Regions from separate parts of the Mus musculus genome. Here regions 1, 2 and 3 are each linked to region 4. A link is a loop called in an ENCODE intact Hi-C map of the cell type or tissue named here. Cell type or tissue: heart. All regions are shown on one strand. Each heading gives the region's core, and the rest is flanking DNA. Links, peaks and the distances in the headings are about the cores only. Region 1 has its middle 46 kb from the start of Gm36107. Region 2 has its middle 13 kb from the start of Gm35967. Region 3 has its middle 47 kb from the start of Gm41240. Region 4 overlaps 1700128A07Rik (RIKEN cDNA 1700128A07 gene).

Region 1 (5,775 bases), core at 264-5,263, 210 kb before region 4:
AGCTGAACAAAGAATTCTCACCTGAGGAATACCGAATGGCTGAGAAGCACCTGAAAAAATGTTCAACATTCTTAATCATCATGGAAATGCAAATCAAAACAACCTGAGATTCCACCTCATACCAGTCAGAATGGCTAAGATCAAAAATTCAGGTGACAGCAGATGCTGGGGAGGATGTGGAGAAAGGGGAACACTCCTCCATTGTTGGTGGGATTGCAAGCTTGTACAACCACTCTGGAAATCAGTCTGGCCATTCCTCAGAAAATTGGACATAGTATCCCGCAATACCTCTCCTGGGCATATATCCAGAAGATGTCCCAACCGTTAAGAAGGACACATGCTCCACTATGTTCATAGCAGCCTTATTTATAATAGCCAGAAGCTGGAAAGAACCCAGATGCCCCTCAGCAGAGGAATGGATACAGAAAATGTGGTACATTTACACAATGGAGTACTACTCAGCTATTAAAAAGAATGAATTTATGAAATTCCTAGGCAAATGGATGGACCTGGAGGGTATCATCCTGAGTGAGGTAACCCAATCACAAAGGAACTCTCACAATATGTACTCACTGATAAGTGGATATTAGCCCAGAAACTTAGGATACCCAAGATATAAGATATAATTTGCTAAAAACTTTAAACCCAAGAGAACGAAGACCAAAGTGTGGACACTTTGCCCCTTCTTAGAATAGGAAACAAAACACCCATGGAAGGAGTTACAGAGACAAAATTTGGAAGTGTGACGAAAGGATAGACCATCTAGTGATTGACATATCCAGAGATCCATCCCATGATCAGCTTCCAAACGCTGACACCATTGCATACACTAGCAAGATTTTGCTGAAAGGACCCAGATATAGCTGTCTCTTGTGAGACTATGCCAGGGCCTAGCAAACACAGAAGTGGATGCTCACAGTCAGCTAATGGATGGATCACAGGGCTCCCAATGGAGGAACTAGAGAAAACACCCAAGGAACTAAAGGGAACTGCAACCCTATAGGTGGAACAACAATATGAACTATGTAGTACCCCGGAGCTCTTGTCTCTAGCTGCATATGTCTTTTCTCCAATAATATTTTATGTATGTAGTTTGCAGCCTCCCCCAGCCTTGAGCAGGCTGGCTTAGACCTGTTCTGCCACTGTGAACTAGCCCACCTAGGGTGGAGTCTTCTGACCTAGATAAATCTATTGTTCTGCCACCTGCGCGGGTTTTCTCCAAGATGCTGCTACTAGCTGAGAGGCTGAACCTGTCTTCAACAGCCTGGGCGACAAGGCAGTGAGAGTGTGGTGGGGGATGGGCCTTCCCCCTTATAAGCTCAGACTCTTAAGTAAACTTTGGGCCTTGATCAGTATCTTTGTCTTGGTCTTGTATTTCTCTTTCCACACAGCCCCAGCCTCCCTTTCAGGAACCCAGTTCATGTAGTTGTGGGTGGCTACAGATGGCGCCTTGAACATGGGACTTGAATACGGAAAGACCAACTGAGGGAACACTGTCTTGGTGGAGCTCCACAGGAAAAGTAAGAAGATGGTATCAGGCACGGTAAGCAACATTTTGTGTTCATGCTAGCTTTAAACTTCATCTTTTTTAAATTATTGCTGTAAGTGCGAAAGGATATGGGCTAAGTTGGGACAGCGTTGACCCGGCACTGATTCCACTTAGGGGTTGACAGTGGAAAATGGGGTCAGAAAATTCTAAACAGTCATTTGTCCGCAGCCTTCAAGAGCTGCCTCAGGCGAGAGAAGTAGCGTTTGAAGAACAATCGTTAGATTCTTGCTGCCCATGGTTCTCAGGAGAAAGAACTTTAGATAAGAGAACCTGGACGAGAATTGGAGAAGCTCTGAGAAACACACAGGCAGATAATTTCACCCTCTGCCTCTGGGCACTCATAAAAGATGAAGAGACCTCACAGGCATTAGACAGTGCCTAGGGAGAGCTTGAAGAATCTCAGGAAGAACGCCTGCCAGAGAGGGTTTTCTCAGAAAAGGGTCCTCTCAACCCTAAATTAGAAAGGCATAGAGATACTAATGATGAGCTAACTTTAGACGAGGAAGCTCATTCAGAAAAAGGAGGCACCAAATATTATGATGAGGATTGGCCTCCTTGTGAACCTTCTGCTCCACCTATGGCCTCTACTGCAGGAGATGCTACTTAAATGGACATGCAACTAAGTAAATTAGAGTTTGAAATTAGGTTGCAGAAATTGACTAATGAGCTACAGGAAGAACAACAAAAAAAGGTGTCAAATACAGGGAAGAACGGCTATTCTGAGGTATACCACTAGAAAGAGCTGTGAGTCAGGCTGGAGAGAAAGGGCAGGATATATCTGATGTGCTAGCTTTTCCTGTAGTTGAGATAATTGACCAGCAGAAAAATAGAGTCAGACAATATCAGACTTTGGAGTTCAAGGTGATAAAGGAGTTAAAAACATCTGTGGCACAGTATGGCCCTACAGCTTTTTACACAAGCATTATTGGAAACTGTGATGATGTCAAATTTAACTCCCCCAAGGTTGGAAGACTCTATGTTAGGCTCCCTTGTCAGGAGGAGATTTCTTACTTTGGAGTTCTGAATGGCATGAAACCAGTAAGAGAACTGCCACTTTGAATGCTCAGACAGGTAACCAAGATTGGGATACTGATATGCTTTTAGGAGAAAGTCAATATGAAAACAATGCTAATCAGCTTGGGTTTCCTGTTGGAGTTGTATGCACAAGTTGCAGTGGCTGCCCGACATGCTTGGAATCAGTTACTGACTAAAGGGGATCTCAGTGAAAGTTTAGCCAGTATTCAGCAGGGCCCTGATGAGCTTTTCCAGAACTTTGTGGATAGGCTATTAAAAGCAGCTAGTAGAATTCTTGGAAGATTCTCAAACGGGAAATCCTTTTGTTACACAGTTGGCTTATGAGAATGCTAATACAGCATGTAGTGCCTCTATTTGGCCACACAGAGGACAGACAGACTTAGCAGGGGTATATTCGTCTTTGTGCAGAGATTGGACCTTCATATAATCAGGGCTTGGCCTTGGCCGCTGCTTTGCAAGGAAGCACTGTGCAAGGAATGCTTGCACAGAAATGAGGGAATAACGCATGTTTTAAGTGTGGAAGTTTGGGTCATTTTAAAAATGATTGTCCTAGGAATTGAGGTGCTGAAAGTGGGCAATCCGGCTATGCCCCAGTAGTTTGTCCTCGATGCAGGAAGGATAACCACTGGGCCAGAGACTTTAAAACTATGGCAGATATTCAGGGCTGTCCCATGTTGGGAAACAAGAAGAGGGGCCAGTCTCAGGGCCCGAGACACCCAGAGCAAGCAGCTTATGAGGCCATGAAGCTGCTGCCCAGCCAAGGAAATCTGTTTGTGAACTTATCAGGGCAACCCCAGGAAGTGCAGGATTGGACCTCGGTTCCACCACTCATGCAGTATTATCCCCAGAAACGGGAGTTCAAACTCTGCCTACAGGAGTTTTTGGACCTTTACCTGCAGAATCTTGGGGATTTCTTTAAGGATGAGGCAGTTCTATTGATAAATGGGATCTCATGAAACTGAAAAGCTTCTTCTCTAAGGCAAAACACATAGTCAATAGGACGAATCGGCAACCCACAGATTGGGAAAAAAATCACTAACCCCACATCTGATAGAGGTCTAATATCTGAAATATATAAAGAACTCAAGAAGCTAACCTCCAGAAAAACCAAACAACTCAATCAAAAAATGGGGTATAAAACCAGAGAGTTCACACAAGGAATCTCAAATGTCCGAGAAGCACTTAAACAAATGCTTAAAGTCCTTAGTCATCAGGGAAATGCGAATCAAAATGACCTTGAGATTCCACCTCACACCAATCAGAATGGCTGAAATCAAAAACTCAGGTGACAGCACATTCTGGCGAGGATGTGGAGAAAGAAGAACACTCCTCCATCGCTCTGCTGAAACTGGCACAACCAGTTGGAAATCAGTCTGGCAGTTCTTCAGAAAAGTGGAAATACACCTATCTGAAGACCCAGCTATAGCACTCTTGAAACACTATTTTATTAAATTAACATACACGGTGTATGGAGGGCTTAACTATTCTAGCTTGTCACTAATGAGTATTTATGAAAAAATTCAAAACTATTTAAAATATGCTAACTAAAATTTTATTAACGATTTTTAATATCAAATGCTATGAAAATTGGTCAATTGATAAGTTTGTAGAATGGATTAAATCATAAATGGCTTACTGTCTTCTTGAGAAAACAAACTACTTCTGTCTTCCGAAAATGAACACTCTTCTTTTATGTGTTTAGAAGCAGGACTGCTGAAGTATAGGAAAGTCTGCGTTTCATGTTTTCATGCATGTGTCATTTCATCCCGATCCTCACCCTTCCGTAGCCTGCTCCTAAGCCTCTGTCCTCTGCCCAATCCTCTCCCTTCCCCTGTAGTCCCTCTTTTGCATTCATGTCTCTTTTCCCCCAGATTATGTGTATGAAGGAAAACACACTTGCCCAAGTCAGGCTTCCCATTATTGTCTTCTAGTCACTTTCCTGCAAACACATGTACTTTACTAGTCACCCATTGATAGCTACCTAGATTAATTCCATAATTTGGATAAAGATAGATGTACATGTTTCTTCATTGTGTATAGATTTTGAGTTTTTGAGAAACACCTAGAAACAGTATAGCATGGTCATATGAAAGTTGTAATCTGAAATTCCAAGATACCTGTATATTGATTTGTACAGTGGCTAGACCAGTCTACATCCTTACCAACAATATATAATGTTTTTCCCGTTCCCCCATACCTTATCAGTGAGTTCTACATGCTGATAAAATGCTTCAAGTTTCTGGGTTCTGGCACTACAAACAATAAACATAATGAAAACCTTCATGCTATATGACTTAATATCAAAATATTTTTCTTTCTTTTTTGTAATTTTAATACACTAGAAAACATTTTGAGAAGACAGAGTTTGGTCTTCTGGATACAGTCCAGATATGGTGCTTAAATTTATGGATAGCACATATGGAATAATGTGAGAAGTGTTTTGGAGTAGGGAGAGAAACATGTGATCTGAAAATAACTGTTACCAGGGATTCAAGCTTCCTTCACTTCACATGTAATCTCTCAGTGAACACATTTATATTTTGAGTCATTGGATTTGGGAAATCAAATTATTACTAGTCTGCTGGCTAAATTACTCTTTCCATCTGCTAGGACAATGTCATGATCATTTGAGCCCTAGCTTCATATTAGCAGAAATTATAAATCACAATGCCTTTGAATTCTGTCAGACTGTATAAAGTATGACCAAAATAAATATTTGTACCAGATTTGCCTATCTTAAAAGGAAGGCAAAATATAAATTTAATTTAAGTTAATCAAGATGAACTTAGAGCACATTGAAGATTACTGTATCCAATGCAGTGTCTTGGCAGCCACGTGTCTTTTGGATGATCTTTTTGGTTCAGACTTTTGAGAACAAAGAGACTTCAGCTTTAATGCATAGCCAAACAGTGGGGACATTTATGCTCTTTGTTTAACTAGCATGACTCAATCTACTCTTAAATAATGTTAATACTTTAAGTGCATTTGTCAAGCTTCTTTGCTCATTGGTTTCTTTGTTGTTGCAGAGAAGACTAGTCCTGAAGTCACTGAACAATGACTGATTACATCTAAGCATCATAATTTGATCTCTACATTACTTGTAAACTTTGTAAAGAACACCAGTAAGACTGAAATAAAGGAAGCATGGTGAAGTTCTATAGGAATCTTTCATCTGCATTCTCTATTGTCAT
Region 2 (5,775 bases), core at 225-5,224, 680 kb before region 4:
TTCATTGACCTACCTGACCTAAACGTTTCACTTCTAAACAGTTGCACATTTTACTTATATTTTACCAGTATTACCTACAGGAACAAACTCCCGTAAAGGTGCAGAGAGTGTCCTTTTTGTTTTTGTATTTATTTCTAAAACTTACTACAGTGGCATGTATATTATGGATAACCATAGCGTGTCAGTGCATTAAATAAAAAAAAATCATAAATTGTTAGTGATATCTAGGATAAACCTGAATTGAACTACACATTTTCAAAGATAGCTTTTGTTTTGGCATATTCATGGAGAGGGGAGCATGTTCATGCAGGTGTACCTGCACACATGTATGTATGAAACCCAGAAGTCAGCTTCAGCTGTAATTCCTCAGCAACACTTCACCCTGGATTTGGAGACAGGGTCTTTCTCACCGAGAACTGAGGACTGCTGATTAGGACCAGGCTGGATCTCCCATCTTCACCTCTCCAGCACCAGGACCACAAGTACATTCCAGCACCTGCAGCTTGACGTAGTCCGAATGACTCACAACAAGCACTTACCAACTGAGCCATGTCACACACCTAAGAAAATTTTCAAAAGTGTTAAGCACTTTTGTAGTTAAGTAAAATGTATTACTTCATATTAAACTATAAAACTACAGATCTTTAAAACAAATTCCAACTCGGTAGGCCGCATACACTGTTGCAACTACACAATTCTGTTGCAATGTGAAAAAACCACAGATAATACAGAGATGGGGGATAATCTTACAAACCTGGGCCAAGTGTCAGCAGCATTCAGGCTGACAGAAACAAGTCTACAAAGAGCGAAAGGAGATCTGCTGTTGTCTACATAATCAACAGTTCAGGCCACAGAATCTGAAGGGATTCATAGGAAAAGGAGTTCAAGTTTTAATAGCAGAGCAAGCCTGGGCAAACTGGACTGGTTAGCATCCCACCCTGGGCAAACTGGACAGGTGAGCGTCCCACTTTCTCTAGATTGTAACACTTCATTCATTTGCTCACTAGATCATGCAACACTGAATACCTATTCTTCAATCAAAGCTCAAAACACCACCTTAGAAAAATGCACTTACCTGCTCTCCTATTAACCTGGGCAATCATGTAACAGGTAATTTTGAAGCTGGCCATAGCAAGGATTGTTTTAGGTTGTTCTTAAGCCTTAATTTAGATATACTTTAGAATGAAGTTACTGCATTGTCCACAAGATAAGATGTTACCCAAAACTCTGCAAAATGACAATATGAACTTTTCCTTGCGTCGTAAGCATATCCTTCTCAACATTTCAACAACACAATTTTGTCCAGACAATAAATGACTTCTTCCTGCAATAAAAATCCCAAATTAGACTTCTTCACAGGCCAGAGGTGGGAAGAGGTTGCCAAACATGCTTAGGAAAATCCCAGTGACTTCATGATTCACCGTTTTGTATTCAAAAATTAGAAGGTGGGAAAATGAATGGGGGGAGGGGGTATCTACTAATAAGGATTAAAAACAAATGACTCATTTCTTAAACTTTTTTCAGAGAAGCAAATTATAGCCAAATTATAGGTCGGACCAGCCATAATTAAGGCATGAGACGAATTATGGGGGATTGAGAGGTGAAGGCTGTTAAAGTTCAATATCAATATCATTTAACATCATTCAAAATGGTTCTTTCCTGCCTCCAACCCTTAGCTTCTGAAGTCGCAATTTAATGAAAAGAGAAGTAGAATATTAGAACATATCTATCATCCAAATAAGATTAAACATAGGAAGGAACTGATATAAATTTTAAAATAATGTCCAGGTGTAGACATGCATACCATGTTTACCTAGAAACCAGCAGGTAGGTTTCGTGTCCCACGCTCAGGAGAACAGGTTAGGCAGCCACATGCGTGTCTCTTTGCAATCTGAGTGATTCGAGAGAATTTCAGAAACTTTCACTGTTTCTCTTAGAAAAGTACAACCTGAAGTAGAAGGTAATATTAACTTCCACAGTAGAACCGCTGTGAAAAGGGTCAATATCCAAAAATGTTGACAGCGAAATGAAATGAATTTCATTAAAATAAATGTGGGTGCAATTATTAATTTGGAGCATCTTTTTATTACTCTTTCTTTCAACGTTGTTGCATATCTTATTACAATGGCAAGGATAGACAGTTTTCTTTAGAAATTCAGGAATACAATAAATAACTTTAGAATGACCCATACTTGGGGGAGATGTCTCAGTGGAGAGAGTTCAGTGGCTGGGACCCACGTGGTGGGAGAGAACCGACTCCTACAAGCTGTCCTCTAACTTACACAAATGCACTGTGCCAAACACACACCCACACATCCAGCACATACAATAAATAAATAGATGTGAAAAATAAATAGCATTCTGTAATACAGAATTATACATGTGAGATAGACAATGTGTATGAGCTTGGATGGATTAAATCAGGGCAAGAGGGTTAGGAGTACTGAGTTACATTCATTTGTTGTCTAATGGAGGAAGTGGACAACACACTCCTCACCTCACATTCGACGAGGCAAAGAGAAGGAAAAGTGTTCTCACAGTCTAGCTGGACATGCCTAGTCAAATGAGGCTCTTAGCGTTAGTACTCTCTTCCATTATCTTTCCAATAGCGTTTCATTCATGAGAACTTTCCTAATCCTGTTATTAGTCATCCTCATCCGAGGTCTCCTAACTGAATTTACAGTCTTCAACTGTGGAAAAATTATAGACGTAGAGAACCGTGAGGGAGGCAACTCATGGTGTGAACTTGGCCCAAGCAGTTTGTACAGCTCCTTCTCCACCTGGAGCGCATCCAAAAGCAACAAAGAGGACGGGAAACGAAAATTTGCAAACTCCATTTTCAGCAGAACTAGGAGACAGCTGGAAATCCCTGGAGCCCAAAATAGGTGAAAGTTGCCAACGGCGCTGGAGAATGAACCAGAGTGCGGAAGCCACGTGGGCAGAAGCCCAGAGAAATATCAGGGTAGGCTGTGCAGCAGGTGTTAAGGCCAACCCCTACCAAAAGCAGAAAGAGAGCAAAACTCGGTGCCCAAAGAGAGGGACACGGACTGGGTGTTAAATCTAGACAGCCTAGATTCTCTATTGCAACAAGGGATTCGTGCACCAACGCCAGGAACAGAAGCAGTTCTAGGCCTGCGCTGAGCCTGAGAAATGGAAGATCTGAATTAAAATGCATGCAGGTAACAGTCCGTCACCGAGAGACTGCAAATCCAAGGTCTGTACATCTATATGCCTATAGGCTAGGGACAATGCAAGGCACAGGGATCCCATGAGTTTGCCCCACATCTCTGGATCCCCATTACCCACTCTGGTACACTCTGGTAACCCCATTCCATTTTCTGAGGGACTTCTCTAGAGTCTGCACAAGATCATGTGGCAGCTGTGTGCCTGTGCCTCTGTAGATTTAGTAGCTGTGTCACCTCTCAGTTGTGCTACCTCGTGAAGGATGGCCTTCTTCTCTACCCTCACAAGACTGTACTCCTTTGAACATGGAAACTGAGTCTGATTCTTCATTGAACAGTCCATCTACCACATCTAACACAATGCTTTATGATGTGTGAACTGTCTCCTCCAATCTCATATGCTAAAATCCTTGCTTCTGGCTCGGGGCACTAGTTTAGGGTATTCTGGAAACTTTAGGAGGCGACGCCTTGATGAAGGTCACTACAGTGTGCCTTGGGGGAACACTTGGCTCTGGATCCTTCCTGCCCCCTCTCTGGTCCCTGTTCATAAAGCAGAGAACCCCTCAGCCATACTTTCTCATTACCATCATGCTCCACTGAAGTGTTTGAAGCCAAGTGGTCCTAGAAACCATGACTCAAGATAAATAATTACTGCTCTGGGTTGTGTCGAGCATTTTGTAACAATGAGAAAGGAACAAACAGCTAGAACGGAGGGGTGAGCTAAGGCCAGGGTAATGGAGCTAGCAAAGGTCAGGGGTCTAGAAGTTGGCTTGCCAGTGGAGCCAATCAGCGAGTCTCTGCTGCTGCCTTTTCTTCCACTGTCACTGGTAAAGGAAATCTTGCAAGTCCCTTTATCACTGAGGCAGAGCAAATCATTACTGATAATTTAATCAGAAGATGGGTAAGACTTTACAAGCCCCAAGAAGAACAGTAACATGGTTTCCAGAGGGAGATGTTATAATTATAAACAGAAAAGTGCAAGTTCAGAATAATTCCAGGAATTCTGGCAGCTGAAGGAAAGGTGTAGTTTTAGTCCTGAGCAGAACACATCATTTATTAATTCTCATCCTTTCATCTTTAATCTATAGATTCTAAATTCAGCGAGATGGTCTAAGAATATTCTGGTCACAAGTTCAAAAACCTCTTGTCAGAATGATTCCATAAGAGCTCACCAAAGATCCATGTGGGCCCGAATAAGGGTTCCCGGTCCATTTTTCAACTGTGGAAATGTCAACGCTTAAGGCCCAGGTTCCCATGTTACAACAGAGTCAGGTTCTGTTTATTTCCTAGCTGGCCAGTTTGGAGGTTTCTGTCTTTCCAGGAAGCATGCCGACTTTTCGTAGACTCGGGGTGAGATCAGATGAATACCACCTAGCTCTGCAGATGGACGCCGAAGAACAGTAATTCTCTGAACTCTATTGCCTGTGCCAGAGGAGAGAGGTGATGAAAGGCATAGGTCTGCAGAACAGCAACAAGGACTGCATCTACAACTCTTCTGTGTGATAGAAAAAAGCTTTCTCCTTCCAAAAGGCCTGATACACCTCTGAAGTCATCCTGTAGGCTCACCCCTCCCCGAGCTCTCTGGGTTTGTTTGTTTGTTTGTTTGTTTGTTTTCTTTAATCATTTTTTACAGTCCATTCTTCATTCCCCTCCCAGAAGGTTCCCCCAACTGCTCCCCATTCCATATCTCCCCGCACCCTTCCCCCAGGTCTCCAAGAGAATGTTCCCATACCCCACCTCCCACCCCACCAGGCCCCTCCACTCCCTGGGGCCTCGATTCTCTCTCAATGGTTAGTTGCATCTTCTCTCACTGAGGCCAGACCAGCAGTCCTCTGCTGTATATGTATGTGTCGGGGTCCTCCAGCTTTCTGTTTTAATGCGACTTTGATTTAATACTTAGGTCCTTATATTGCATTTCTTTTAATTGCTACCTGATAGACTTTTAAGTGCTTGATAGATTTTTAAGTTTTGCTTATTACATCATTATATATTTGTCTCCCTTGTAAAGCTTACAATTTTCCACCCTGGTTTAAGGAGGGAGAAGGGGGACAAAGTGGTCGAGAGCAGTCCTAGGTACAGTTTTGAAGCTTGACAAACCGAGTTTGTCTACTTATGGCTTAAGAATGGGGACCTCTGTTTGCCCTCCTTTAACTGCAGTGTTGGGCTAGCATTAAGAATTTTTTATATAGACTCTCCAGATGTGTCCCAATTTTATTATAAAATAATCATTAATAAATATGATTATCAATTTAAAATAACTACCCACTGTGTTCATTTATAACAATTCATCTTTTAAGTATAAAAATTTAAATATTGTACAATTATTTTAAATATTTATTTACTCATTAATTTGTTAACTGTTTATTGTGTGCCAGGTCTATAATACTGTGTTATGTTGTTCTTGTTCTTGTTGTTACTGGTTTTCTTATTTAATTTTCCCAGAATTGAAAAAAATAACAAGGTAGGTGGCCTAGGGAGTCTCATTACAGCTCTATTCATTCTCTAGATTGATAATTTGGGATGGGCCAAGTAATGTTAAGTTAAGGTAAAGTTTCGAGGACTATAATAAACAGCCCCAAACTATAGAAATGTA
Region 3 (5,775 bases), core at 457-5,456, 110 kb before region 4:
TCTTTCTTTGCATTGCACTGGTCATCAATCACAAAAGCAGCCTGGCCATTCCTCTCTGTCTTGCTTCAGTGAACTCCTACCTTTCCTGACTGCTAACCCCTCACTGGAATGTGCATGGCCTCTGAGCTGATCTGCGCCCCTATTCACCTCTCTCAATGAGCCTCCCTTCCTGGCACTGAGCTGCAAGGCAATATTTTCCATCTGTTGAATGAAGAGCATGACACAAGCAGTTTGATATGGTTTCAGAGACCACAGCAAACCAGCGATGCACAACTCACTTTTATTCCACAAGCCTGTGGGAGCCCGCAGGGATAAGAAGACTTTCTGCTAGGCTGAACACAGCTTGGCGTTCAGAAACTACTACGACCTCCAGAAACTCTCAACATGTTTCATATTCAAGCCAGAAACAGTGTGGTTTAGAATAATCTAAAGATGCATCTAATCGGAAGTTATCCCGAAACATGTGCGCGAGCTTCTCTTTCATACTCCAGCTGTTTTAATTCCCTGGGATGTTTACTGGATGGGGGATAATCCTGTGTTTATTATGCAGTAGCAAGGAAACAGAGTGCTTTCCAAAGGGACCTAGAAGGCTTTCCAAGAGAGGGGGATTGGTTCATCACGAGGTCAAACCTTGGTGTCTCTGAGAACATCACATTCTCAAATTTGCTCATATTTTCCTTTATAAAGCATTTTGAAAATCTGTCTGATGGCTGCCCCTTTTTGATCTAGGGATGCTCGTTGGGACCCTATAAAGAGAGTGCTCATAAGGGCACAAAACAACCTTCACAAGTATTTCTTAACACCACAGGGCTTAAGTAAATTTTAACATAGACAACTTTAAAGTTATATACTCACTGGAAATTTAATTGCTAGATATTGATAGTAGTTTCATGAGCTTTAAGGGTCAAAATACAACAGAAATGATGTTGGTAAGAGGTAACATTTCTTAATAGGTAATTACCTGTTCAAAACAGTCCAATTGCTATCAATTTGTTAAGACTCAAGTGATACTTCTCCACATGGTTTAAAGACTTACAACGCACTTGTATGAGACAGCACCACTAACTCATGTTAAAATAACCAAACATTGTAGTCTACCATGTTACCTTAACGGAACCTGTTTTCTTTGTCTGAAATGCCCTTCTAGCAACTTACACATCAAAATTTCTGTATTAAAACATTACCTAAACTACTTTCTTTCATTTTTAATCCCCTTTTATTGAAAATAGATTTCTCACTTAATATATCCTAATTATGGCTTACTCTTTCCAGTTTCCCCATTCTGTCTCTTATTAGACAACAAATATGCATCTAAGCTATAATAATAAAATAAAAAATATAAAAAAAATTAGCACACTGAAATAAGACAAAACAAACAGAAGGGCAAGATCCTAAGAAAAAGGCACGTGACATTGCCACAAATGCAGAGCTATCTCCCACTGATAACCACTTGCAAATGAAAATGTAGTTTCCTCCAATGTAGTCTCACTGGGCCAAGAAACTACTCTTAAGGGTAAGCTGCATGGCCAGCAGTAGATGGACAACAGAACACAAAGTCAAGAGCATCTTTGGAGATTCCTTGTCTGATAATGTCATGTCATGGAAAATTTGTTTTGTTTTGTTTTGAACGTTACATTTTAATTTTCGTTAGTTTTCTAAGTCTTCCCCTTTTGGTGACCTCGTTTTTATGTTTCCATACGCAGAATCCAAGGCTTCTTTTAAGTCCGAAGAGGAATTATACCATTAATTATACAAAATTTGTTCACAACTGCAGTATTAATACCTTTCATTGAATGTACACTGTTTTCAGACTCTCTTATTTGATCTCCATGGGTTTGGAAGCACCTGAGATTATTCTCATTTACAATTCAGAAACAGCTTAAGAAAGATTGCCAGTCTTGCTGCAGATTCCCCATCCTATCTGATATGTGGGACTTGGGTCCAAATGTGCCCAACTACTAAGGCTAGTTTTCTTTGCTCTCTCTTTTTACTTTTTGTAGATGAACAGGAATTGACTCCTGGGCCACAATTTCAGTTTTTTTTTTTTGCTCAGATTTTTTTGCCTTGTCCTGGTGTTACCAGTAAATTGGGTTTCAATAATTTACTTAGTTTTTGGAAGTAGGAATAAAATTTCTGTTGCTCTGTTTACATATTTGTTTTAGAGTCTACAACTGTTATAAATGAAACCATTATATGAACAAAATATTTAGCCTCCTTATGGAATTTATGTGTACAAACCAAGATGTTAAGCATAGCCATTCATTATACTACAGATCAGTTGATTTATTCATTGAAATACCTGTTGCTACCAGCTTCTCTCACATGTTGACTTTTAATGCTTAATTTAGAAATTAAAAGGAATCTGAATTCTTACCTGTTGGATGTGCTGTTTTTGTTACTATTCCATTGCTTTGGGGATTTTTATTTAAAAAAAAATCTTTTTTGAGACAGGGCTTTTCTGTGAATCCTTGACTGTCCTAGAACTCTCTCTGTAGACCAGGCTAGCCTAGCCTACTTTTGATTCTTATTCTTATTCTTATTCTTATTCTTATTCTTATTCTTATTCTTATTCTTATTCTTCCTCCTCCTTCTTTCTTCTTCTTCATCCCAACAAGTTGTTTCATTATTTTATAGCTGTAGATGAAATTTATTTACAGAAAGTATTGAACCATGTTATTTGTAAGCAAACTAGGCTAAGATATTTGGGTTAAGTTTATATTTATATAAACTATATAGAGAAAAGGGGAAGTGACTTAAAAACGGTGTTAACTCTAGCTTTCAAGCTAAAAAAACATTGCAAAGTTTTCTATCTGAAAGTTATATGAAAATATTTTCCCTCTGAAGCAGTGAAAGTTATGGTTATTTAGATATGTGTAATGTATTCATTTCTTTTTGTTAAAATTTAGTTTTCAAAATATATGTGTACTGGTTAGCTTTTGTCAGTTTGATGAGAAACTAGAGTCACATTGGAAGAAAGAACCACAACCAAGAATTGGTTTCATGAGATTGGCCTGCAGGCATGATTCTGGGACATTTCTTCCATTGCTAATTGATGTCAGGAGGACTGTTACTTGTAAGCTAAAATAAACTTTTTTTCTCTCCAAATTGTTTCTCTTTTTTTATTTACTTTTTAGAAATTAGATATTTTCTTTATTTACATTTCAAACGTTATCCCCTTTCCTAGTTTCCTCTCTGAAAATCCCCTATCCCCTCCCCCCCTCCACCTGCTCCCCAACCCACCCACTCCTGCCTCTTGGCCCTGGCATTCCCTTGTACTGGGGTATAGAACCTTCACAGGACCAAGGGCCTCTCCTCTCATTGATGGCTGACTAGGCCATCCTCTGCTACATCTTCAGCTAGAAGCACAAGTCCCACCATGTGATTTCTTTGATTAGTGGTTTAGTCCCAGGGAGGATCCATCCCATAAACAACCTCCAAACCCAGACACTATTGCAGATGCCAACAAGATTTTGCTGACAGGAGCCTGATATAGTTAGTGGTCTCCTGAGAGGCTCTGCTAGTGCCTGGCAAGTATAGAAGTGGATATGCACAGTCATCCATTGAATGGAGCACAGGGTCCCCAATAAAGGATCTAGAGAAAGTATCCAAGGAGCTAAAGGGCAGCCCTATATAAGAGGACCAAAAATATGAACTAATCATTATCTCCAAGTTGTTTTTGATTATGGTGTTTGTCATGGAAACAGACAAGCAAACTAGGACTACATGTCTAGAGGCTGGTAGAATGGCTCAGCAGGTAGACATTTGTCTCCATCCTGATGATCGGAATTCTATCCCTAGAATCCCTGGGGTAGGAGGGAACTGACCTCCACCCACCACATGTATACACACACACAATATAAACATACATTTTTTAAAAATTTGGGGGTCTTGAGTTCAAATTCCAGCAACCACATGTGGCTTATAATCATGAGTAATGAGATGTGACGCCCTCTTCTGCTGCATCTGAAGACAGCTACAGTATACTTAGATATAATAATAAATAAATCTTTCAAAAAAATGTGTCTGACGATTTCATGTAACTTGCTTTGCTCGTACATGTGCATGTACAGTTGTGTGTGAGTTTATTGAATTAACTATGTAAATGACCAAAATATTTCAATTTGTTTTTATTTTTATTTTAAAGGTTATAAATTTATAGAAAATTAAAAGTTCTCCATAGGGCACTGGTTAGAGAGGATTATGGGCTGGGGTGGAGAGTAGGGGAGACCGCCTTCGTCTCTGCTCAGATGCAATGGCCCCTGCTGGACTGGTCACTGTCATTCGTCACCATTGTAGACAGTTCTAATTTACTTTGCTTTTCTGCTTTAGTTTCCATTGTGCCATGAGCAATCCCTGAGCACGGAATGTTTCAATGTAAATGGGAAAGGACTTGTTGCTCTAATTTCTAAGAACTGTTTAGGCCATAGTTAGTTAAAATTCATCATTATGATTTTATTTTGTTTTAACAGTGCATCAAAAATATTTTTTTCCGTTATATTCAATCTACCTAACTTGATTACCATTGTGCTACTTGGATTCTCCTCTTAAGTGCATACAGATGATTTCATTTTTTACACTGTGAAGCAGTAATCATTGTACATTTCACACTCTGTACTTACCAACAACATATCGTCAGCCCATATTTTTATTACTTTTTAATCTCTGAGGAGTGCTTAAAGTTATGATTATTTAGTTATAGTTGATTAGTAAAAAAAAAATATATGTTTTAAACTATAGTAACATTGAATTTCCAAAGGCTATCCTGTGATTTCCTACGTGTGAACACTTCCTTGGAGCCTTCACAGAGGCTCTCAGATACGAACAGGAAAAGCTGATTCTCATTACTCTTTTGAAGTTGAGACTGCAAACAGAAGATAAGAGTCGGAAATTGCTTACATCCGAGTCAGCTTCCTATCGCCATTAATGAAGTTATCTTTATCTCTATGGGCTAATAGTTTGTTATTCTGACTGGATATAGAAAGGTGAGTTTTAAAAGGATATCTTTGTCTTTTTTTTGAGGTTACTATCATAAACATTCCATAAGCCACAAAAGTGAAAATATAAATCTACTGCACACTTTGAAGTTCACTTAAGAATTCTTTTTTTTTTCACATATTAGTCTTGAATTTGTTTATGTGACAATGCCTTTTATGGGACTGGAATTCAATTGATATTATAAAAAAAGCTGAATTTTTGCTGTTTGGATGGTAAAAGGCCATAGTTTCTACATATATTGCTGAACAAAAACCTGTGAAATTATGAAAACAAACAAACAAAACCCCAAATCTCAACACCAATAAAAGAACAAAAAACTCAAAGTCTACTTTTGTGAAATGTATTGACAATTAGGAGTTTTAATCAGCGATTACCTTGAATTTGTTTACAAAAATATCTCACTGGAAAATGTAAACTTAGTGTTCCTTTCTGGAGACAGGTGGCACTGTCCCTTTCCTATCTTTTCCAAATTCAGAGAAACATCTGCAGAAAGCCATAATCACGTTCTTGGTTGTACTTGGTCTCCTAGAGTCACCACCTAACCACAGTCACCACATCCACAATTCATCCAACTTGACTCTATTCTTCTCCATCCCGGTGAAATAGGACTGAGTTTTATCCACTGGGTTAGTTAGAGCTGGTGGTACATAGAGATGGCCGTGTGCGAATCTCATGACTCTAAACGTTCGGTACCACACAGCCAGTGATTCAAGTATTTCAGAAAGAAGAACTCTCAATTTTCCCTGTCATGTTTCCTATGCTTTGTAGACTGCCTTGTAT
Region 4 (5,775 bases), core at 223-5,222:
ACATGTGCTGCTGCTAGTCTTTTGGGAAAACAACTCCAGTAACTTACCTTGTGGTCACGAGGACCAGAGTCATCTTAAATAGCACTCCTGAGCAGATATATGACAAAGGCAAGAAACCAAAAGCCCTTGGCCTCTGGATCGAGCAAATAACAGGAAATGAATAGTCCAGGACAAGTGGGAGAATATTCCACTGTAATTCTTAGACTAAATCAAGAAATCTGCACAGGATACAAGGCATGCTGGTCGCTTAAAACTGGCCTAATCACCGATGTTGCAGTGTGTTCTTTCTGTAAGTAATGGTGACCTAGTAAGTCATTAAATACAAGGGACGTCAACTTTTTACTCATTTTTGAGCTGTCATTCAAATGTCAGACTTCCTAAAATCATGTACGATAAAGCAAACAATACACACTTTGGTTTTTTTGTTTGTTTGTTTTTTGTTTCCAAACTTAAATGATAGAAACTTAATTGAAAACTTGCTACTTTCTGTACAAGGCTACTTCTTAAAGATTTCTTGGGGAACATTTCTTTGACTGTTCCTAGATTTCAAAGTTCGTTTGTGTCACTGTTTGCTGATGAATGTTTTAACTGCAACCCTGTGCTCATCTATGTCCCTGAAAAGAACCCCTTCTCACACTGGTTTTTCTTATATTCTCACAAATTGAATTTTTCAAATTGATTTTTTTCCATATACTTCTATTCTAAAAAATATATATCTTGGTGAGGAAATGTATGACCCCAAACAATTTTATAATAAGTGCAATTTTATAATAAAAGCAGGCAGTTATATTTCATTCACACGATCACAAAACGCACATGATTCTTTGTAATTTCTGATAGTCTTAAGAAGTGGCTCTGCTTCAGTCCTTTTGCTTCTGACTTTTTACTCTGTAAGTAATAAAGCAATTGTCCTGCAGCACGGAGAATATTCAGTACTGGGACCTTTCCCAGGCTCTGAAATGTGTGCTGCCTGTCATTAACAGCATTTCAGACAACAACTGCCAGCAACTGCAAACATCCAGCCTTTGGTGGCCTTTGGTACAAAGGGAGAACTGATAGAAACGTACTTCATGATGTGTAGAATGACTGAGTATAGCAGTTTCATTCTGTGAATAAATAATAGAGAGTTTTAGGGCAGGTGGGGAACTGACTCTACAGCTCTAGGTACTACTCTATCTTAATTTGTCATCTTCCTACAGAATATTTTAGGGGTCTTTAAAATAAAGTCTAAAGAAATTTCATCTTTTTTAATTACAAAATTGTTTGTCTGGTCATTTTTATTTTAACCCTATAGGTCTTTTCTATATAGCATCGTTTCTGACTTTCTATCTTTATATGATTTCTGTGTGTGAGAATGTCTGTGTCTATGTCTTTATCTGTTTCTTGTGGGAGAAGATGGGGGGAAGGAAAAACCACATCAAGATATATTGCATACAAAAATCTATCTCAATAAAAAGAAATGTAAAAGCTAAAAGGGGAAAAATGGTTTTCCATGGAAACCATTAACTGTGAAAATAAAATAAACTTACTATCCTATTTCAATTTCATTTTTGCTTGACTTTTTCAAAACTTGGGCTTGTGTTTGTTCCTAATAGTTGTAGAAGATCTTCTCTCAACACACATAACAAGCTGTTCAACAAATCACCTCCTGGTGGATCTTGCCAGAGGAGTGAGATTTAGGATTTTGTTGCTTCTCTTGGGTCAGAGGGCAGCTGAGCCGGAGCTTCAAGGACACCAGTTGATTTAATGAAGAGGATAGATGTGTTCTTTGCAACTGTGATGTAAAATGTTCTCGTAGGGGTAGTCACTTCATTGCTCTTCCACTTCCTAATAGACTTCAAACTCCTCTTATCAGGAGTGATTTCACTACCAACCTTACTACTGTTACATTCATGATGTCATCTAGTTGATAGAAATTCCTTAAAAAAGCAAGCACACATAAGAAACAATGTGTTACAACGGTGCTAACTATAATATAAATTATATAATAATAATTTATAATATAAATTATATAATAATAATTTATAATATAAATTATATATTAAAGTTACAGGTTATAGCCACAGTCCATAAAAGTAGAAACAATTCCATTTTTGGGGGGGCATAAAAAACTTCAAAATCAAAATGTACCTACATTTATTTTATATGACACACAGCAGGGGTATTGAAAACTGGAATGGTCTGCATTAAGTTAGGAAATTAAATTACATGAAACTAAATAATATATTTGAACATTAATGATTATGTAATAAAGTGGGTAAAATTTGTTTTCTTGTTAACCATGGCAATTATAATTAAAATAAATACTTTATGTTAAATAATTATTTATTCAAAATAGATAAATGTTTGAATTTATCATATGGTTCAATCGAAATATTTCTTTTTCTAGTGAATTATAGCATTAAATAACTATTCTAAATGATTCAGCAATATCCTCAAACCTAGAAATCCCTTGGTGTATGTAAAGCAAATACAGATATTTTAAAAGCATAGTCTTCAAAGTCATATTTTGTGGGTACTTACTAGATTGTAAGAGGGAAGCTACAGTTCCCTCAAGGTGTTTGCTGTTACTTCAATCCTGCTTGTGAAGTGTTCTAAAGCAGAGTTTGTGCTATTTGGCATCAACTATTTTGTTCTTTTGATAAGTACCTAAACAGGATGTCCTTGCAAATTAAATGAGAAATAGCTCTGGCAGGTTTCCTCCCTCAGGAATAACATTAAGTCTGGCAGAGGGCTTAAGCGGAAGCTCACAGGAATGTACTGTAGCCAGGACTAGAGGACGTTCCAGCAGATAGGGAGGAGGTTAATTCATGAAGGCCAATTTCACTTCCTTCTGCAATGAATGCTTTAATGGCCTCAGGCCGAAGAGACCTAATTTATTTTACCCAAGCTGTTTCAATCGATCATCAATAATATCATAAATATTTAAATATAACTAGTGTAATAAAAATATAATTTCTTATCACAGAAATTTATGTGTAGATATTGAAGAAGGGGAAAAAAGCCTTATTTTCTAAATTCTACATTCCTAAACACTGTTTAAACACTGCACATAATTTAAATTCCTTATCTTTTTCCTTTTATTGTATCTTACTTAGACATACAAAGTTATGGTGATAGAGTAGATGATGCAGTATATATTTCTTTCTACTCCATGATTGAGTTATTAGTAGCCTTATGCAAATGTAAGCACTCTGCAATAATGAAAGAGCAATAATTTGAAATGAATTAATGTACAAGTTTAAAATTAATAGTAAATCAATTAAATAGATATTAATTGGAAATTAGAAAATTGTAAAATCCATACATGTTACGAATTTAACACCTAGAATTTGTTCGGGCTTATACAATCCAAATTATATTACACAATTTTATTTCAGTCTCTTAAATCTTCTGCTTATTGCTGTCCTGATAACGCACAGAGATAGCCCTGTACCTGCTCAACTGAAATGTACATAGAGACTCACTTATCCTCATGAAAGTGACCATACAGACACAGTCTGTGCTCTCAACTGTTCTCACAGTTTCTTCTCTGTACATCTCTTATTTCACATATGATTTCAGTTTCTGAGGACCACTTTTGTTCTCTCTCTTTGTCTTTGTGTCTGTCTCTCTGTCTTTCTGTCTCTGTCTCTCTGTCTCTGTCCCCCCCACCTCATTCATGTGTGTGTGTGTGTGTGTGTGTGTGTGTGTGTGTCTATGTGTGTGCACACGACAGAGCCATAGCAACGAGAACAGCATAGCAGCAACACAAGGCAGACACAGATCAATAGAACAGCACGGAGGGTTCAGAAGAAACCTACATAGGTGCAGCACCTGAATTCTTTCAACATGTTAAAAACACACTGGATAAAAGATCTTGCCTTCAACAAATGGTGCTCGATAATCACTATATTTAGAAGAGTGAAGACTTTAAAATACAAAATATAAAAGTATACACTATACAAATGTATAGAATGTGTTTAACCCATAAGTCACAAAGTTGTGGGACTTTTAGAAGAAAATATGGGGACATTTCTTTAGGGTACTCCATTAGCTCAAGAAATAAAATCTCAGCAGGGCAGTGGTGGTACACACCTTTAATCCCAGCACTTGGGAGGCAGAGGCAGGCAGATTTCTGAGTTTGAGGCCATCCTGGTCTTCAGATTGAGTTCCAGGACAGCCAAAGCTATACAGAAAAACCTTGTATCAAAAAACAAACAAACAAAAAACAAACAAAAAAGAAAACCTCAAATTTACAAATAGAAATACTTGAATTTAACAGAAGAAATTTTGAACAGCAAGAAAAACAATCAGCTTAGCAAATGACTGCTATACATCTCACAGAGAAATAATATACAAAATAGATAAAGAACTGAAGAACACAATAGCAGAAAACCATGCAATAAAAAGTGATTAATGAATTAATCAGAGTTCTCAAAAGAAATTATATAAATGTCCAATAAGCATCTGGAAAAAATGTTCAACAACATCCATGGCCATCAGGGAAATACAAATTAAAACTCCATAGGTGTTATCTCATCTCAATCAGAAAGGTTATTATAATAAAACAAGCAACAACGAATGTTGGGAACAATGGGGGTGGAGGCAGTTGCAAATTTCTTATTGGTACAAATGTTGGTTTGGATATTAATTAGTTCAGTCACTAAGGAAATCTTTATCATAGGTCCTTAAAAAACAAAACAAAACAAAACAAAACAAAACAAAACAATCCTCACATTGAGCTAATGTATGACCTAGCTATACCTCACCTAAGAATGTGCCTGGGGGACTCTGTTTACAAACAACAAACATACTTGTACCTCTCTGTTTATTGCAGTAAATTCACAATAGCCAGCCTTTGCCAAGGTGTCTATCAGTAGAAAAATAAAGAAAGTGTAGCTTTCAGGGGTGGTGAGGTGGTGGGGATCTCTAGGACCTGCCAGAGACCTGTGATGGGGGAAGCTCCCAGGATTCAATGCTGGTGACCTTAGCTGAGACACATAGCAGTGGGGATATGGATCATGAAGACACCACTTCCTGTACTCAGGCAGGATCCCCAGTGGAGGAATAAGGATACCAATCCACCCACAGAACTTTCGACTCAAAATTTGTCCTGTCTAAAAGAAATTCAGGGACAAAGATGGAGAAAAGACCAAGGGAATGGCCAACTAATAAACAGCCCAACTTGAGACCCATCCCATAGGCAAGCACCAATTCTTGACACTATCAGTGACACTCTGTAAAGGTGGCAGTCAGGAACCTAGGGGAACTGCCCTCTGAGGGGCTCCACCCAACAGCTGATAATTCCCTTGTCAAGCTTCTCCCAACACTCACGTTCACTATTACACACCCTCCCTTTCTTGTTTTCATGAATTCTATAGCTATTAATGCTACTTTGCTGTTTGTTCAAACAAAAATTAAATGGATATCTTGTTCCATTTTGTAACCTTAAAATAATATTTTCCTGTTCAAAGTTTCCAGATGACACTCTGTAGTCTGTTTGTGCTAATATAGTTTTTCTCATGGTGTTTATATTTTCTGTTTTAAAAGTCTCTGAAACAAGGGAAAACATGGCTTGAAGATGAGTATTAGATTATTTTCCTGTCTTTTGAAAGACCGTTTGTTTTTATTTTAAAAATCCCAATGACTGAACGCATCAGTTGACATAAAATACAGCCTTGGCAAACGTGACGATTAAACATCAAATTGATTAATTACTACAAAGGGGTATATATAGACTGTAAAACGTGGCTATCCTTCAGAATGAGCAGTGCACAAAGAAAAGAAAAGGAA

Evidence for each region. A loop is a pair of places that touch in the nucleus more often than their neighbours do. Peaks named below come from ENCODE experiments on the same cell type or tissue, not always from the same donor. Only the 100,000 strongest peaks of a DNase experiment are listed, where the experiment ranks them.
Region 1: it touches region 4 in a loop (4-fold over the local background); 5 of 42 quality-filtered maps call a loop at or near these places.
Region 2: a loop joins it to region 4, with 2.8 times the contacts of the local background. A loop is called at or near these places in 2 of 42 quality-filtered maps.
Region 3: a loop joins it to region 4, with 2.6 times the contacts of the local background. A loop is called at or near these places in 2 of 42 quality-filtered maps.

Annotation. Positions count from the first base shown.
Region 1 is chr14:106,216,639-106,222,413 of GRCm38, forward strand. No RefSeq gene overlaps it. Among named protein-coding and RNA genes, the nearest start is that of Gm36107, 46 kb to the right of the region's middle. In heart, for the core only: a CTCF peak has its summit at 2,945; no DNase peak of the experiment used is centred there.
Region 2 is chr14:105,738,257-105,744,031 of GRCm38, forward strand. No RefSeq gene overlaps it. Among named protein-coding and RNA genes, the nearest start is that of Gm35967, 13 kb to the left of the region's middle. In heart, for the core only: no CTCF peak of the experiment used is centred there; a DNase peak (open chromatin) is centred at 2,925.
Region 3 is chr14:106,314,081-106,319,855 of GRCm38, forward strand. No RefSeq gene overlaps it. Among named protein-coding and RNA genes, the nearest start is that of Gm41240, 47 kb to the right of the region's middle. In heart, for the core only: no CTCF peak of the experiment used is centred there; no DNase peak of the experiment used is centred there.
Region 4 is chr14:106,422,166-106,427,940 of GRCm38, forward strand. 1700128A07Rik (RIKEN cDNA 1700128A07 gene) reads right to left here. Exons shown (of 4, transcript NR_045938.2): 3 at 1,530-1,919. Among named protein-coding and RNA genes, the nearest start is that of Gm41240, 61 kb to the left of the region's middle. In heart, for the core only: no CTCF peak of the experiment used is centred there; a DNase peak (open chromatin) is centred at 2,746.